2 separate regions of the Homo sapiens genome follow, and region 2 is linked to region 1. Evidence: chromatin loops called from intact Hi-C (ENCODE). Cell type or tissue: PC-9. All regions are shown on one strand. Each heading gives the region's core, and the rest is flanking DNA. Links, peaks and the distances in the headings are about the cores only. Region 1 overlaps CCSER1 (coiled-coil serine rich protein 1). Region 2 holds the start of LOC105377328 (a long non-coding RNA gene).

Region 1 (6,624 bases), core at 2,606-5,105:
CCACTGTCTCAGCCCAAAATCTCCTTAAGCTGATAAGCAACTTCAGCAAAGTCTCAGGATATAAAATCAATGTACAAAAATCACAAGCATTCTTATACACCAATAACAGACAAACAGAGAGCCAAATCATGAGTGAACTCCCATTCACAATTGCTTCAAAGAGAATAAAATACCTAGGAATCCAACTTACAAGGGATGTGAAGGACCTCTTCAAGGAGAACTACAAACTACTTCTCAATGAAATAAAAGAGGATACAAACAAATGGAAGAACATTCCATGCTCATGGGTAGGAAGAATCAATATTGTGAAAATGGCCATACTGCCCAAGGTAATTTATAGATCCAATGCCATCCCCATCAAGCTACCACTGACTTTCTTCACAGAATTGGAAAAAACTACTTTAAAGTTCATATGGAAACAAAAAAGAGCCCACATTGCCAAGTCAATCCTAAGCCAAAAGAACAAAGCTGGAAGCATCACGCTACCTGACTTCAAACTATACTACAAGGCTACAGTAACCAAAACAGCATGGTACTGGTACCAAAACACAGATATAGATCAATGGAACAGAACAGAGCCCTCAGAAATAATGCCGCATATCTACAACTATCTGATCTTTGACAAATCTGAGGAAAACAAGCAATGGGGAAATGATTCCCTATTTAATAAATGGTGCTGGGGAAACTGGGTAGCCATATGTAGAAAGCTGAAACTGGATGCCTTCCTTACACCTTATACAAAAATTAATCCAAGATGGATTAAAGACTTAAACGTTAGACCTAAAACCATAAAAACCCTAGAAGAAAACCTAGGCATTACCATTCAGGACATAGGCATGGGCAAGGACTTCATGTCTAAAGCACCAAAAGCAATGGCAACAAAAGCCAAAATTGACAAATGGGGTCTAATTAAACTAAAGAGCTTCTGCACAGCAAAAGAAGCCACCATCAGAGTGAACCGGCAACCTACAGAATAGGAGAAAATTTTTGCATCCTACTCATCTGGCAAAGGGCTAATATCCAGAATCTACAACTCAAACAAATTTACAAGAAAAAAAACAACCCCATCAAAAAGTGGGCAAAGGATATGAACAGACACTTCTCATTTTTAAAACCGTCTGTTACAAATAATTTCAAAATATTTGACCACATTGATCACTTTGACTGCACATGACTGAATAATTGTTCACTGTCAACAAAATAGTTTAGTCAGGGAGCAAAGAACTGACAATATTATGAACATTCAAAGACTGTCTCAGAGTCTGAACATGATTTCCAAAAGCTGAATTTGATAAATTTGTTGAGCGGTGGCAATGTCAGTATAACAAAAATACAACTTTAAAGAGGATAGCACACATCTTAAAATATATGTTTATTAGTAAAGAGCAGTTGTTTTTTTTTATAATTATATCTTCCATTGGAGAATTGGCTTGATTTTAAAACACTGATTTCAAAAAAAATGTCATCACAGGTCCAGGATAGATTTCCTAGAAGCAGAGCCTGAGTAAGGAATTCTTGTTCAAACATGAGAAGCTGATTAAAGAAAGAAAGTCTAATAAGATGGGGACACTGGGGATATGTGGATAAGAAGCTAAGCCAGGATGTGGTCAAAACTGGACACTAGCTTCAGACTGATCCCATGGGAAAGCTCTGGAGCACTAATTGATACATTAAGACAGGGGCTGGTCTTTGGTATCCTATGCCAGTCAGATAATTAATATCTGGAATATATAAAGAACTATAAATCAATAAGAAAAAGAATCTAAAATCAAAAATAAGTGAGCAAAGAATAAGAACAAGTAATTCCTGAAAGAAGAAATACAAATCACCAATGAATATATATTTAAAATACTCAAACTCATTAGTAATCGGGGAAATAGAAAGAACTCCTATGAGCCAGTAAGAAACAGAAAACACAAAGAATAAAAGGGAGCAAAGAATAGTAACAGGAAATTTATAGAAAAGGAAATATAAATCACTAATCAACATTACGAGCAGATATTCAACTCCATTATCAACCAGAAATAAATACAATATTTTTCATTTATAACTTTTTAAAACTTAATAATATCAGGTTTGGTGAAAAAGTAGTATATATGGACAGACATTTACAAAGAAATCCAAATTGTTAAAGTCATTTAAAAATTAAAATTATTTATCAAAGTATAAAATGAAAAAATAATTCTACTTCTCAGCATTTACCCTAGAATAATACTCACAGATCTGCTCAAAGAAGCATGTACAGGGATACTCAGGCTTATTGTAGTGAAAATATAAAATAATATAAATGTTCATTAATATGAGAATTTTTAAAATTCTAAAAATGGTCTATTTATTCCACAGCATAATATATAAGAGCTAAACATATAAGGTCAAAGATATGAACAAACAAAGGAAAAATTTCCAAGGCATTGTGTTAATAAAATCAAATTGGTAAGTGATATACTATTCGGAATACATTTTATGTCAATTCAAAATTTATTATCAAATAGTATGTATAATATTAAATACTCTGCAGAATCATATGTGTGTATGATTTTTTTTCTTCCTGAAAAAAATCTTGAAGGATGTACTTCAAAGCATTAACAGTGATTACCCTTAAAGAGGGCCTTTGAATTGAGGTTGTCGTCAACGGGGACATGGTGTTATATGTAATACGATGCTTCAACAATCAGAATGAATTCATGAATTACTTTTATATTTAAGACTTTAAAAATCAAAATAAGGGAGTATGAGATATATAGCCTATTTAAAAACTACAAAATATGGAAGGATATAGAAATACGCATGTAAATGTCTTAAAAGCAACTTGGAAGATACACAAAAATTATTAACAGTGGTTTCCACTGGGAAGGAATAGGAGATTGGACATATCAGAAAATGCCTTTTCTAAAAATAATTTCACCAAGTTCGACAAAATACAAACATCAATTCCTAGTGTTTTAATAACTGCTTCAATTTTTATAGTTTAATATAAAATATTTAAATAAATAAAACATATGGAAGTGCTAAGAATCCTTAAAATAATATAAAGACTTTGTATTTTTTTTCCTTTTTATGGAGAACGGGGTCTCGCTATATTGCCCAGGCAGGTCTCAAATCCTAGGCTCAAGCTATCCTCCTGCCTCTGCCTCCCTAAGAGCTGGGATTACAGGCATGAGCCACTGCGCCCGGCAAGACTATTTTTTATTAAACTACATTTTAATAGTAAAATTTATACTTTATATAGATTTTCAATCCAAGTGGTATCTGTTTATAAATTGGGATCAACTTTTGTAACAGCTCGGATTCTATCTGGTTTCACTATTGCAAGCTATTTCCTGCCTCTTAGAAAAAAAGTCAATTTATTTTAACAACACAATAATTCATCTAAAATGGCAGTGAGCCATAAGACACAAATAATTCACTCCAGGTTTTTCACAATCTTTTTAATGTTTAATATTTCCATATTACAAACAATAAACCACAATAGATTTTTGTATGTTGGTTAATAAATTTAAGTAATATGATGATTTAGAAGTATGTAGCATTATGACTTTTTCTCATTAATAACAAATTGATGCCATTATACCTCTTCCTTTCAAAGCTAGTTTGTCAGTTTATATTTTACTTATTTTTAAGTAAACTATATATCTGAGATGCATGTTCTTTTGAGACATCTATAATGGTTCGTTTGTTTACTGTATATTAAAATGACTGGATTTGCCTTAAATTTTTTATTTTCTTTAAATTTTTTATTTTCTTAAATTTAAAAAATCTTTGAAAAGATCTTTAAAAAATCTTCTTAAATTTTTTATTTTCTTTTTTTATTTTATAAAATAAAAATAAGTTTATAATAAATAACCTGCAGTTTCATTTACATAGCAGCAGAGGGTGCAGGAGATCTTCCTTTTTGACGGTAAAGTTAATTTTTTATTCTAACTCTTATTGGGCATTTAATTATTAAAAATATCACAAAATCCTTAAAGTATATTAACAAATTAAATCTTTTTAAAACAATTAGTATCTGATAAAAATAAATTGCCTTTTAGATCAAAGAAAAACTCGATTCAACTTGAAAGCTTGAAACAACAGAATAATAAAAATCAGAGTTTCTAAAGTTTTTCTCTTATAAATATGTATAGGATCTATATTTTTAAAGGGATTCACACTCATATATATATCAATTCAAATTTATTTTTCATTTTTCTGATAGTTTCTTGTTGTTTTTGAAACATCATGAACATATGTCTAAAATAAAACTGTACTGCTTTGTAGAAAACATATTAGTGTAAAAGATGTATAAAGATGGTAACATTTTATTCTGATTATAAATTTTAGGTATCACTTTATTTTTTATTGTATTAAACATACTCCATACAGCAGCTAATAGTAACAGATACGAACGTAAAGAAGAAAATGAAAAAACTATCTTATATCAACATAGGATGAATACCAAAGTCTGAGAAAAAGAATTTTAAAGTACTAATCGGAATACATGTTAGGATAGTAAATTAAAAGGTGGCTACATTGGACATTTATAATTATTTCTGTGTCTGTGTGTGTAGAGTCAGTAATACAGATACCTGACAATAAAAATCAGTATAGGCAGTAATATGGAATCCAACATTTTCAGTGCATGTTCTAGTTCAAACACAAATGTTAGATCAATAGAACTGAAAGTCAGCATTGGTCTGGTGAAAGGAAAAAAAAAATATGAGTATATCCACAAACAATTGCAGCTTTTTTTTTAAGTAAGTGCTGTTATAGGTGTCTCCTATATAATGCTGACTGCAGCATGTTAAGGAATATGCTGATTTCCATTCAGTCATGTATTGGCATTGTGTACTAATTCTGTTACAATCATGTGAAAAACAGAATCTTGGGTTTGGCTTTTTTAAAAGAGCTGTCTTTGAACTCAACATATAATGATCACATTCATTAATAACACTTTCACAATATATTTGTGGATATAATTTCTCTTGGGTTCTGTTTCTCTATTATTAAGATTAGACAACTGATTAGATGAATTATGTGAGCCCCTCTGATTTATTAAAACATATGCATGCAGTCTGTGAAATTTAGTACACATACAAATATACATACACACATATATACTCATATATATCTGAATATCATTTTTTCTAGTTCAAAGTTAACAACAAACTAGAATCAATATTCCATAGATATGAAGGGAAAAATAATGTGTTATAAGCCATTACCACTAACACATAAATGTAGTGTGTTACAGAAAAAGAGAGGAAAAAAAGAGCAAAATGATAGTAAAGACAGTCAAAGTATGTCTGGTATATGATAAAATTAGAAATGTGATGACAAGTTTGCCTTCCTCTTTTACTTTAATTGCTAATGTAATCAATGGGCTTAACCAAATCATATACCTATTTTCTTACATTTCTGCTATTACTTAATGTTTTGGTTTGTAATTCATGAGTTAGAACAGGGATATAGGTTTTAGAACCAAGGAAGTATGTCTGATAATTAACATATTTACATAATATAACATTCTAATAGAGTGTCAGATTGAAATTGTTTCAAGTTATGGAGAAATAAGTTTTAAATTGGTGGCAATGTTAAATATTATACCAATAATTAACAAATTCACCTAAATTCATAAATTTTATTTCAAAGTAGACTTTACTAAATATATTAAAGCATATTGCCTATATTGTTCTTTGACTTTAAAAGTTTTTTTAAAAGGAGTTACATAATGAAGATTATAATAAAGGAGATACAACAAATTTAGCTCATTTCTTTCCTTTCTTAAGAAAACCCTTTAAACTTTGTTAATAAATTCAGTAAATTGTCTTCTTTGAGACTATGGGACTGCATCAAATATCACTATCAGGAATGACTAAACTATATTGGGTTTATACTAATATATTGCTAATTTGACAGAATAATAGGTAAGAAAGCATTCATGAGAAAAGGACTTGTGTTTATGGCACAAGGGCCTTTTCAGCTGTGCCCAGTAGCAAGGGTGATGTGACCGACTTGAGTGGCCACTAAGTGGGGATTTTGCATCTTGGAACATTTAGGTAGTTCTGCCTTGGCGACCAACTATTGTATTGAATTTTATATTTGGAAAATGAACTTGTTTTTTGAGGATAATAAATGGAAACCTAAACTAGTTAAGTACTTCACTCAGAAACATGCAAATAGTAGCTGCACTAACATTTATAGAACACAGTATTCCTGATAATAGAATTAAATCTAATCCAATCAAATAAAAGCAGAGACTCTCACTGCCAGAGATATGTCCTTATTTCAATCAAGTAAAAACACTCTTGCTCTGTAAGCACCTGATATCTCTTGTAATTGAATATTGTTTTATTTTTTATGACTTTGAAATAAAAATTATTTTTAAGGAATATAATTATTCCTATCAGATAAATAAATTTGGGTTCAGAAAAGTAAAGGCAAATCTAAATTTTAATCTAGATCTTGCTGATGCTAAAGACAAATTCGGAAATTATAACAATGATGAATGCACAAGAAAGATATCCTGATATTACATATACAACAGTAACAATAACATCATATAATATTGCAAAATAATATTCTGAATGCTATTGCTGCTCTAGGAATGTTTCATTGGAAGTGGCTTAGTATTCCAAATTAGTATTC
Region 2 (6,624 bases), core at 1,382-3,881, 810 kb after region 1:
CTCCCTACAATGCTAGTAGATTAATAACTAAATACGGAAGTTACCCACAGCTTGGCTGCCAGGAAGAATTATATAAACTAATTAACAGAAAACCTTGCGGGAAACTGGTCTCATTAAAAATCTTGATAAAAGAGGGGAAAGATGCCATAAAGAAAAAAAAAAACAGATTTTCCTACATATAACCATTGTTTCTTTGTAATGAAATATATCGTAACCAAAATAAAAGGTAAAAGGCTAATAAAATATTTTCAGAAAAAAACATGAAAGGATAAAATGCAAGCACATATAAGGAAAAATTAGTAAACAAAAAATTGAAAAAGTAAATAAAATTTTCATTAAAATTTGGAAAACATACCTAATAAATATACACAGTGTAAAATAAGGTAATAATTTATGCTAATGTGTATAATAAATGTGTATAATAAAATAATTTATGGTAATGTGTATATGTACATTGATATCATTTTAGAAACCATTTTTATTCTGGGTTCCAAAAATTACATAAAAGTCTCCTTCAATGCAGTAATCTCACTCTAGGGAATTTTCCTAAAGATTATCTAAAAGAACTAATATATTTCTATTCATTGCAGATTTACTTATAACGGAAAAAAACCTAGCTACTTGGCAATAAGAAATGATTAATTAAATTCTGGCCTATCAATTCGATGAAGTATTATTGGGCAATAACTAAATTGTTATTTATGAGACTTCTGTAGCAACATTTGATAAACATTAAGTGCAAATAACTGTCAAAAACTTTACATAGCTACCAAGAATAGAAAAGAATGTGGAAAAAGTTTTGAGTGGAAATATCGTGAATGCTATGTCTAATTTTTTGCCACATTTTTATTGTAGCTTATTTACAGGGAAGGACAGTAGATTAAAAGCTTGCTCAAGCTTTTATTGGAATTCAGTGATTTCAAAATAGTGAAATATAAGCTATTCTAGCTGAATTTGCATTGTACTGTTTTTCCAAAAACAACATTTTTCAATTATAAATGTGCTCTAAAGAATATTCAATAAAATATTTCACTAGTGCAGTTAACTCAGACAGACAACGTTTGACAGGACGTTTTACTGAACTAATTGATAACGTTTTGGATTTCAGAACTAGGAACTAAGTAAGGTCTGGCACCAGGCCGAAGGCAACCCAGATGGAACCCCAGCTGTTCTAAGTAGAAACCATCTCGAAGTTCTTAGTGAAGAGAAAGTAAAACTGATACGAGAACTCTCCTCTCGTATATAATTTGCCTATATGGTTATATGAAAAAATCGATACGAGAACTCTCCTCTTCTTTATAATTTACCTATATGGTTATATGAAAAAATTGTCACAGGAATTTCGTTAGAATGCAAGCTCAGTCTGCCCGCAAAATGCTTTGGCTGCTTTTTTTTTTTTGAAAGGGAGTCCCACTCCGTCGTCCAGGCTCCAGTGCAGTGGCGCAATCTCGGCTCCCTGCAAGCTCTGCCTTCTCCCAGGTTTATGCTATTCTCCTGCCTCAGCCTCCCGAGTAGCTGGGACTACAGGCGCCCACCACCACATCCGACTAATTTTTTTGTATTTTTAGTAGAGACGGGGTTTCACCATATTAGCCAGGATGGTCTCCATCTTCTGACCTCGTGATCCGCCCGCCTCGGCCTCCCAAAGTGCTGGGATTACAGGCATGAGCCACCTCCCTGGCCTGGCTGCTTTCTTAAAACCCTGATTCAATTAGAGCAGGGGTCAAAAGCTAAGGGCCTGGGGGAAATCTGGCTTACAGATTTTTGTTTGTGTGGAAATAGCTTTGATAAAGTTTGAACTGAAATACCTTATGGTGGGGTTAGCCGTCTAGACCAATTCAGACATTTATGTTACTTGCCTGGATCCCAGAGGCATTTGAGCTGATGATGTCTGTATTAGAACATTTGGGACCCTGAACTGGTGGAGAAGTGACTGTGATCTGAAAAGTCTTCTGAGTGGGCCCATTATGGGAGCCCCCTAGATCTCCCTAATTAGTTGATAGTTCAATTTTTCTAGGAGGCCTAGGGCTGTGGCAACTGAATTTGAATTCTTCAATGTATGTGGTTGCAGAGGTTGGGGAGATAGGATCCTCTCACCCCTGAGCTTTCTTATCTTAGCCCCAGGGGTTGAGATATTTTGCACCTGTTGTCCTGGGATCAAACTATCAGTGTAAGGTTGGAATCAGTCAGCCTTCAGTAAGTTGAGAAAGTGCTAGAAGGCCCTTTTCCCTTTTCTGTGCTTCCTACTGGAGAAAGGCAGCTCCCAGCAACCCTTAATTGACTGTCAGATATAATATTCTAATATAATGATGTTGGCATTAATGATAGTATATGGAGAGTCTTCTGCCCCTGTTTAAAAGAAAAATACAATCATTTGGAACATATTGCAATTAGGCATGCATCTCACATAACACCTTTTACCTGAGAATCTCAGACGTGTATAGAAATTAGCTGATTTACCTTTAATGAATGATATATTTTTAATTCTTAGAGCCTGCAGACCGCATATAAAAAACATAAATGGAATTCCAAGGTTGAAAGAAAAAGACAGAGCGTAAAAACAAATAAAATACATTGTCTTTTCAGGAGGGTTGAATATGTCCAATGGGAAGAAACATTGCATGTGATAGATAAAGGCATCAGTGTGACATGCTTATGAAAAAGCACGTTTTGCCCTCTAGCATTTTTCACCGTTAGATTCAAATAATAGTTAAACATTTCTCCTTTGTACCAAGAGCATCTATTACTCAGGCATCTTTAACTTTTGGTGACATCTACTGTACAAAGGGGAAAATGCTGTGGAGTCATTCTAGGAATGATAGTTGAGCTGCTTAGAGTGTATCTAGCTGTTATTTCTTCTTCTTCTTCTTCTTCTTCTTCTTCTTCTTCTTCTTCTTCTTTTTGTATTCACAATGCTATAACTTTTTTGATATTTCTCCTCAATATAAATAGTCCTCATTTTAAAAAGTAAAGATATTTAAATAATTTCCATATGCATTGTGTCATAGAAATATTGACCTGAACTGGCAAATTCTAACTTAATGTTCTGGCAAATAGTTTAAAGATTGTATTTCAACTTAATAACTTTGCTAAAACTCTGGTCTAATATTAGGAATGACATTAAGGTGGATATTTAAGTACATTCTCTTGTATTTAAAAACAGCTACATCTGAAGGCTGATTAAAATATTATCAATATTATAATAGTAATATTTACAGTAGAACTTGAATTTTAAAGGCAATTAAAGCTCCTAATAGGTTGTCAACTTTACTTTCTAGTCGCTGTTCTAGCTATAAAAAATAAGCACAATTATCTAGTATGCACCAGAAAATAGGCATCATTTATACACACTCCTAATTACACTCCATCTCAATCCTTTGGCTCTGTTCCACAAGTGATGGTTTGAAAAACACTTACATACTTCATAGCTCTTGATTATAACTAGGAAAATCTCTGAGGCATATGGTAAATCAACAACAAAGTAAACCACTTTTTAATTGAGTATTCATTATTTGCAGGTATTCTGCAAGACACATTTACCAATTAAGGTGATAAAATCATCCAGCTCCCAAAGAAAAGTTCAAAATAGGAAGATCTCAAGTTCTATAAAACAGCCTAGTCTCACCCACTCCTGTTAACAGGTGAGAAGATATTTCCCCCAGTTGACTATGGTTCTCCAGTTCTTAAAAAACAAACATAGTTTTTTCTAATTCTGTGAAGAACGTCATTGGTAGTTTGATAGGAATAGCAAAGACATGGAATCAACCTAAAAGACCATCCATGGTAGACTGGATAAAGAAAATGTAGCACATATACACAATGGAATACTATGCAGCCATAAAAAGAATGAGTTTATGTCCTTTACAGCATCATGGATGGAGCCAGAGGCCATTATCCTAAGTGAACTAACACAGGAACAGAAAACCAAATATCACATGTTCTCATAAGTGGGAGCTAAACATTGAGAACACATGGACACAGAAAAAGGAAACCATGGACACTAGGGCCTGCTCGAGGATGGAGGATGGGAGGAGGGAGAGGGTCAAAAAACTACCTATTGGGTACTCAACCTATTACCTGGGTGAAAACATAATCTTACACCAAAACCCCATGACACACAACATACCTATATAACAAACCTGCACATGTATCTCTGAACCTAAAATTCAAGTTCAAACAAACAAACAAAAATGCTTATTCTTCTAATCTTATTCTTCTTATGCATTGTAATCTAGTAGACAGACAGCCATTTCAAAGTTCATGGTAGGAGAAAAAACATATATGGTTGAAATAAACAAAACTAGAGTCTCGTGCAATGTTACATGAACAGGTTGAACTATTAAGCAATTCCCTTCCTATTGTGACTTCCTTTTCAGTCCTCAATATCCTTTTATTTAAATGACCCTGAGACCCAATAACCTGCTTGAAAGGATTAACCCATGTCAATAAATACATATATACATACATGATTATCTTTATAATTATGTGATTTAGTAATTACATATTTAATTTAACAATTATGTGATAATAATTATATATGGTAATCTTAATTATTCTGTGAATATTTATCAGCAAGGTTGGCTTGCCTATGAACAATAAAATATATGTTATCTCTTAAGGGTTTACAGCGTAGTAAAAGAATGCATCAACAGTTGAAACCAAAACAGAATGCGTTAAGCGACCAGATGAGGTACTTAGCATGAATTTAGGATTTAGAAAGAAAGAGTACTTCCAGCTGAGGGAATCAGAGGAAATTTTATGGACAAACTGATCCATTTGGTCAAATATGAGCAGTGTGTTTATTTTCAAAGTGGAGGTGTAGGTAATCTAGGTAAAGAGAAATTCAAAACTCATGTCACCATGGCAGCAGGAAAGCACAGACAAGAGTGGCCCATAGGTCTACTCATTGGATACACACTGGCTATGAAAGAAGTGACTAGGAAACAAACAGAGGTTGGGCCATCTCATAAAGGGAACTGAATTGCAAACGATGGAGTTTGAATATTTTCACCAGGAAAATTGAGTTGCTCATTTCAGATCCTTAGATCATGGTAGAGAAGTGTTTCCATATCTGCCTCTCAAGTCAAATTCCTTTTAGCGTCTACTCAGAGCTATTTTCCTGGGTTGGGTTTACCCTAGCCTCATTCTTCTTATGATTTTGATTTCTTACTGGCCTTAAACTAAGGCTTTTGGGTCTGTTATTTGCTATAAATCTTTTACACTAGATCAGTTTACACTTTGGATTCTGAAAAATCTTTGTTTTCCCCAATTTCTCTCAATATTACAAATTACAGACCAGTGGTCCCCAACCTTTTTGGCACCAGGGACTGGTTTCATGGGAGACAATTTTTCCACAGGCCAGCAGGGTTGGTTTGGGGATGAAACTGTTCCATCTCAGATTATCAGACATTAGGTTCTCATAAGGAATGCACCACCTAGATCCCTTGCCTGCGCAGTTCATAATAGGGTTCACTCTTCTATGAGAATCGAATGCCAAGGCTGATCTGACAAGAGGGGGAGCTCAGGTGGGAATGCTCACTCACCTGCCTCTTGCCTCCTGCTGTGCCGCCCAGTTCGTAACAGTCCGCAAACTGGTACCAGTCCATGGCCCGGGGACCAGGCACCCCTGTTAGACAACCACCATTTTGCCCTCAGAAATTACTTCTTATACTTACTGTCAATTTTAAAATACTTTACATTTCCTCCCCAAATATATTTTATCATATTCAGTCCTTGAATTTCCTTGATCACTTGTAGTAAGTAAAGGAGTATCCTGGGAATCCATCGGTCATCTCCCCGGACTATGGAAGGTGGGAAAATAATAGCATAGGAAAAGGCAAAGAGGCAGGAGGAAACTTCACCCAGACTTAGTCACTCTTACCCACCTTCCAACAACCCTGAGTCACTTTCTCTTAAAGTGTGAAATAATCCTTTCTGTGACCTGTCAACAAAATACAGAAACAACAGTTTTGAAATGCCTAATATATAGGCCCCAAAATATTCACAGCTAATTAAATTCAGTTGATAATTCAACTGCAAATCATAAATATACATGCTACTTGAGATTCTGCCTAGAATTTAATTTTCATCCTAATTCTAGCAATAACTAACCATTTTTCCACTATATCAAGTTTTGGGTTTTAAACACTAGGTCAAACAAACACAATCTTGAGGTTTCAGTCTATGAGTTTATAAATTTTTAAAATCATCTATCACTATTCTTCTACTAATCTCAGCTTATTGTAAAATTAAGTCACCATATGTTCTTTTTAGTTCGTGGTCTCAAGGAAAATAGGACAATTTCAACTAATAAAAGGAATTATAAAGATTTTTCACATTTCTAGAACTAATTATTAAAATGTTTGCATGAATCAACCAGCTTAATTTGGGCTCTGCACAAGTCTACAGTAAGTAGGTAAAATGACCATGAATAAATCACAGTTCTCTCCATAATTTCAGCTTGGTCCACTTGCTTTGAACTGGTGTTCCCACCTGCTTCACTCTCCCTTAGATCACATTGTCAGGACTGCCATCTACTGACAGAGCTGGCTGCATCTAAGTGAGATGATTTAAAAGAGTGGCCATGTCATTTGTTGACCAATCAGGACAGCTTTGAGAGTCCTG

The links. Peaks named below come from ENCODE experiments on the same cell type or tissue, not always from the same donor. Only the 100,000 strongest peaks of a DNase experiment are listed, where the experiment ranks them.
Region 2: a loop joins it to region 1, with 7 times the contacts of the local background. A loop is called at or near these places in 4 of 110 quality-filtered maps.

What each region holds. Positions count from the first base shown.
Region 1 is chr4:90,290,782-90,297,405 of GRCh38, reverse strand. All of the region lies in intron 1 of CCSER1 (coiled-coil serine rich protein 1), which reads right to left. Among named protein-coding and RNA genes, the nearest start is that of CCSER1, 170 kb to the right of the region's middle. In PC-9, for the core only: a CTCF peak has its summit at 4,041; no DNase peak of the experiment used is centred there.
Region 2 is chr4:89,482,367-89,488,990 of GRCh38, reverse strand. LOC105377328 (a long non-coding RNA gene) reads left to right here and starts at 3,432. Exons shown (of 4, transcript XR_938981.2): 1 at 3,432-3,641. In PC-9, for the core only: CTCF peaks have their summits at 2,583 and 2,797 (motif pointing left); no DNase peak of the experiment used is centred there.